Linked DNA regions of Homo sapiens: region 1 is linked to region 2. A link is a loop called in an ENCODE intact Hi-C map of the cell type or tissue named here. Cell type or tissue: heart left ventricle. All regions are shown on one strand. Each heading gives the region's core, and the rest is flanking DNA. Links, peaks and the distances in the headings are about the cores only. Region 1 overlaps ZBTB7C (zinc finger and BTB domain containing 7C). Region 2 overlaps ZBTB7C (zinc finger and BTB domain containing 7C).

Evidence for each region. A loop is a pair of places that touch in the nucleus more often than their neighbours do. Peaks named below come from ENCODE experiments on the same cell type or tissue, not always from the same donor. Only the 100,000 strongest peaks of a DNase experiment are listed, where the experiment ranks them.
Region 1: a loop joins it to region 2, with 2.1 times the contacts of the local background. A loop is called at or near these places in 8 of 110 quality-filtered maps.

What each region holds. Positions count from the first base shown.
Region 1 is chr18:48,096,375-48,099,292 of GRCh38, forward strand. The region is part of intron 3 of ZBTB7C (zinc finger and BTB domain containing 7C); the gene reads right to left. Among named protein-coding and RNA genes, the nearest start is that of ZBTB7C-AS1, 65 kb to the right of the region's middle. In heart left ventricle, for the core only: no CTCF peak of the experiment used is centred there; no DNase peak of the experiment used is centred there; H3K27ac peaks cover 230 bases.
Region 2 is chr18:48,041,289-48,044,206 of GRCh38, forward strand. All of the region lies in intron 3 of ZBTB7C (zinc finger and BTB domain containing 7C), which reads right to left. Among named protein-coding and RNA genes, the nearest start is that of SMAD2, 110 kb to the left of the region's middle. In heart left ventricle, for the core only: no CTCF peak of the experiment used is centred there; no DNase peak of the experiment used is centred there.

The DNA.
Region 1 (2,918 bases), core at 120-2,619, 55 kb after region 2:
GCTTTCTGGGCAGGGCACTTAGCGGGAAAGGAAATGGGCATCCTGATGACATCAGGGTGGCCACTGATTGCTTCCTGTGCTCCAGTATGACTTTATCCTTATAGTTTTTCTTTTCTTTTAAAATAATTACCAGGATGTGACAACGTTTGACAGGGAGATGGCAAAGAGAGAGGGCAGAGGGCCGGCTGGATATCGAACTAATGTGCTCTGCTCCAAGCTGTTGCTGGGGCAACTACTCCACTGCTGTGGAGGGGTGGGAGTCACAGGGGGAGGGGACAGGTGAAAAGATGCTCTCACTTTCGGTCATAAGTCTGAATCTCCACGTGATCATGAAGCTTATGAATAAGCATTGTCCCATCTTGTGTGGAATCTGAAAGAAATGGTGAAGAGAGAGCAAAGGAGTGTGGTGGGCTGATTTGACTCAATGATCCTGTCCCTACCAGGAACTTCTTTTTCAACAGTTATCAAAGTTTGTGTTGGGTCTAAGTCATTTTCCCCTCCTAGATTGCAAGTCCCGAAAGGGAAGTCTGAGTTTTTTCAATTTATCTGTCTTTGCTCCTGGCACCATCATCACCACTATTGCTACTGCTATTATTCCTATGGCCACTGCTACTACTATCAAGGTATGGTCGCAGATACATGGAATAATTAGAAAGGAGCTTCCTTTTAGAGGGTCTGTCCAGCCCTTGATGATCTTCTTTTCCTGAAAACTGTTTCCTCTCTTCTCACATAGGGTTCCCCTAGTTATAAAGGAATCCCACTCACTGAACATAGTTGATTGGATCAGCGGTAGGTAACTGACTTAAGCTAGGCTAGCTGAGACCTTCTCTACATGTGACTGATGGTCATATGAATATGGATCTTGCGTGACCATCTTCCACCCTGTGCAAGGAAAATCAAAGAGAGCTTGTCTGTAGATAGGAAGTGGGTAATCAGTTGTATAGAGAGAAGTCAAGATGAGAGAGCATATGGTCCCAGCAGGAAAGACAACTTTTATTATTGTTGTTGTTATTATTATTATTATTATTATTATTATTATTGAGACAGAGTCTTGCTCTGTCGCCCAGGCTGGAGTGCGGTGGCGCGATCTCGGTTCACTGCAACCTCTGCCTCCTGGGTTCAAGGCATTCTCCTGCTCCAGCCTCCTGAGTAGCTGGGACTACAGGCGTGTGCCACCATGCCCAGCTAATTTTTGTATTTTTAGTAGACACGGGGTTTCACCACGTTGGCCAGGCTGGTCTCTGATTCCTGACCTCAGGTAATCTACCCGCCTTGGCCTCCCAAAGTGCTGGGATTACAGGCGCGAGCTACGGCGCCCAGCGTGGATAGACAACCACTGAGGACCTAGTTGGTTGCCCATAGCTTTCCCGGCTCCAGTCTCTCACAAGGTCTGGCTGTAGCACATTTTCTGCTTTTAAGACCTGTAACAAACCTTTGTATCCTCATAATAAATGGTATTTTCAGCTTAAGCTACCTTGAGTTGGCTGTCTTTACTTACAAGCATCTTTTTTTTTTTTTTACTTACAAAAGCATCTTCACTAATACAATACCTGTGTTACCACCCAGCCTCTCTCAGCAGGCATCACTAATCAATGACAGCAGTCTTTCTGCTAAGACTCAGAATCCATCACCTGGCAGTCACTACCAATTGAGCCAAGTTAGCAGACAAACTAAAAATCTATTGGCAAAAACAAAGAAACAAAACCCCCACAAACTATTGGCTAGCCTAACATTTGTGATGGGTGAGAGTTCAAAAGAGTACAATAAGGAGAACATGAGAGGGAGTGATTCACTCTGACGGGGCCTTTTGAACATGGACTTGAACAATGAGTGGATTTCCCCAGGCAGAGATGTACAGGATGCACTCCAGGTGTGAGGGAGACGCCAGCAGCTTCTATGGACCAGGTCACTGTATGGGGATGGATCCAGCATTCTTGGTGTCTTCCTAATCACATTTTACCCGGCTGACTCTGGGTCTCAGAGGCCTTTCTCAGTGCTGTTGTTTAGGATGCTCTAGAAGGGATACTAAACAAAGCCAAAAGTTGGCCGTGGCTAGAGCTAGGATGCTTGTTCTTCCTCTGCCTCCCAGTTCCCTGTGTGGCTTGGGGAAACAGCCAAGTGACTCAGATGGTCTCGGTTTCCAGGACTGGCTTTGTCACCAGTGCACCCTCTCTACTGAATGTTATTGTGCTTTGGCTTCCTCGAATCCATTCTACCCGCCTAATTTCCTTCTGTGGATTCTCCGCTCCCATCCGGGTCCCTGTGGTATGGGAAGGATTTCATATCTGGTTCCTGGGATGAAGCCTGTGATCGGGCATAAACCAACCAATGAGTTCCATTCTCTGATTACAGGGATTGGCTCAGGGATGGACATGTGACATAGGACAGCCAATCAGGCTCAAGCACAGCTAATCCTAAGGTTTGACCTTACACAACCAGCAAGAGATGTTCTCTTTTTCCTGCGGCACTGAAATTGGAGAGGCCATGAGGCTATTCCTGTTGCTGCCATCTTGCCACTTTGTAAACAGGTAAATGAAGCCAATCAATGTGGAGAGCAAAGCCAGGAGACAAAGAAACCTGAGTCCTGAGTTTGCTGAGCGGAGGCAGTGGCACCTGAGTCTGACCCTATCCACTGATCATTGCATTAAGTAGCCAATACACATTCTATTTTGCTTGAGCCAGTTGACATGGGTTGATTCTCATTTGCATCCCCCAAATTCTAAGTATTACACTATTACTGCCTCAGCTGCCTTATCAATAAAATAGGATTCACAATAGTTGTCCTCTGCAAAGAACTGTTGCCAGGAATAAGTGAGTGCCTATAAAGTGCTTTATTAATTGCAAGGCAGGCCCTAGTGGTAAATAACACCACTCTGATAAGTGGTTTTAGGAAGGGGCATCAGTGTTCTCCAAAGGAA
Region 2 (2,918 bases), core at 203-2,702:
CTGGCTTACAAGCTGGGGCTTTTCTCTGGACCCCTAAGACTCTTAGGGATAGGCTTCTCACTGGGCAGCTGGTGTCAGCTACTCACCAAAGGCTGCAAGCCTTCTCTCAGGCTTGGTGTTACTGATTTCCACTTTGCCAACATGCAGTTGCAGAATACAACTGCAGGATGAAAAGCCTCATGAACCTAGCTGTTGCCTTGGCTGCAGGAACAGGACCCACCTCTGTGGGGCAAGGACCTCTCAGTGCTTCTGCTGAGAAGATGCTCTGATTTGTCTCACAAATCCTCTGATTCTGTAACAGACTTACACTTTGCACTGGCTACTAGGAAGCTTAAAACAAATTTCGTGGCCCATTTTCAGCAAGTAAATGGGGGCCTTGTGGTATGTTTTGCTTCCTGACCTTACTCGTTCATTGCAGTTGAAGTTTCCTTCCATTTGTAAATCTTGATCCTTTTTTTAAAAAAAAAACACTAACTTCCTATATGTGTATATCTGAGAGTGATTTCACCTATAAATATTTAAATTCAATACAAATATAAATGCAATATTCAATATAAATATAATGCAATATAAATATAAATTCAAGTACATTGTTAGTTAATTTTTCATGTCTAAATTCTGTCAGCCTCATGAAAATATCAACCCCTGTGGTGAGAAGCGTCTTCTGAGACACCTTATCATTGTATATGTTATACATAAAGTATGGCCAGTGGCAGCCACCAGAAGAAAGCAGGGCACGACAGGGGACAACTGGCATCCCTTCCTTTCAGGAAGCACAGCTCACAGCCCAGGTGAACACAGTCAACTGGGACAAAATGTGGCATCTGCCAGGGCAGGTAGGGGCGTCCAAGGAGAGAATATAGTCATGGGTTGTTTGTTAGTTTCTGGTTGGGCCAGTAAAGCCCCTTCCTCATCCCTCTTTTCCACTTATCACTAGAGACAGAAACTAAACAAACACCATGGCTTCAGGCTGCTAAAAGCCTAAAACAAAACAAACAACAAATCAGAACAACAACAACAATAAAATAAGGTGGGTTGGACAAGCTTCATAGGGCTCTTCTACTTACAGCAAAGCTTCAACATGGCTCATCTAGATAAATCCTAGCAAAGCCCTGGCCCTTATCTTGGTACAAATAAAGTGGGGAGAAAACAAAAAGGAAAACAAATCCTAAAGCCCCACGCCCCAGTGGGAAGAGTTCTGGAGATCCTTACACATTTATCTTCTGGATGTTTCTGTCCTGGGAAGGCAGAGGCAGGGGGAGGGGAGGAGTGAGAAGTATACGCTCATAAAGTGTGAGTGGGCACTGGGAAGGCAGCAGGCATGGAGGATGCTGGGTGCCCCTCCGCTGCCCTCACCTTCTCCTCCACCATGGGGCAGCCCAGGCGTTCCCTAAGCAATCCCACTGGCCAGGTGTTCAGGAGGCTTCCCAGAGCTAAGGCCTCACTGCTTTCCCACCTTCTCATCTTTAAAAGGGCCAGAGACCCTGGCAGTCCATGCATTCATTCTCTAAATATTATTGGGTAGTCTCCCTGTGCCAGGCTCTGTACTGTACTCTGGGGATGCACAGAGAACAAATCAAGAAGGCCTCTGCTCTAACAGAGCTTAGAGGGACATAACAACTGCAATAAAAATGTACAGCAAGATTCACCAAACAGAGTATACAGATGGCAGATAAGCCATCTAATCTGAAAAGATGTTCAATATCATGAGCCATTAGGGAAATTCAAATTAAAACTATCATAAGACATCACTACATACATAGGATAGTGGCTAAAATAATAAAAAAATACTGATAACACCGAATGCTGGTGAGGATGTGGAGAAAAGGATCACTCGTATATTGCTGGTAGGAATGTAGAATGGTACAGCTATTCTAGAAAATGATTTGGCAGATCTTAAAAAACAAAATATGCAACCGCCATATGACCCAGCAATTGAATTCTTGAGCATCTACCCCAGAGAAATGAAATCTTATGTCCATGAAAAACTCATACACAAATGTTCATGGTCACTTTGTGCACGATAGTGAGTAACTGGAAATAACCTAGACATCCTTCAAAGGTGTATGGCTAAACATTGTGGTACATCCATGCCAGGGAATACTATTCAGCAATAAAAAGGAGTGAATTCTCAATATGTGCAACAGCCTTGATGAATCTCCAGGGAGTTACGCTGAGTGAAAAAAGCCAATCCCAATGGGTTAGATATTGCATGATTCCATTTATATAACATTCTTGAGATGATAAAGTTATAGAAATGGAGAAGAGATGAGGGTTGCCAGGGACTAAGGAGGTGGTGGTGGTGGGAGGGAAGTGGGTGTGGCTATAAAAGGGCAACAGGAGGGATACTTGTGATGGAAATGTTCTGCATATTGATTATACCAGTGTTCATATCCTGGTTGATATTGTACTATGGTTTTGCAAGATGTTACCACTGGAGAAAATGCGTAAAGGGTACATGAGATGTCTCTGTATCATCTCTTACAACTGTAGCTGAAACGATAAGTATCTCAAAAGAAAAAGTCTAAGAGAAGCAAATGACGGGAAACAACCTAAAGCCACTAATCAATCTCCTCGCTTCTCTCCATCTCTCATCCAGCTATCTACCACAGAGCTGTAAGGGAGGAGAGGAGGGGGGCGCTTTACCCAGGGTGAACAGGGGAGGCTTCCTTGAGGAAGCATCATTTGAGCAGAGACCTAGAAGAGGAGAAGGATCCAGCATGGGAGGATGTGGAGAACAGTGTACCAGGCTGTGGGAACAGTGGCACAAAGTAGGCAGCCCCACCAAGGTGCCCTTGGTCTGAGGGGCCAGGTTCTGTTCTGAGTGGCCCCGTTGAACATGGTTCTTGTCTATTGACAAACCATTCCACTTCTGCATTTCTCTGGGGGCTCAGATGGACCATACCCACCCAGATCCC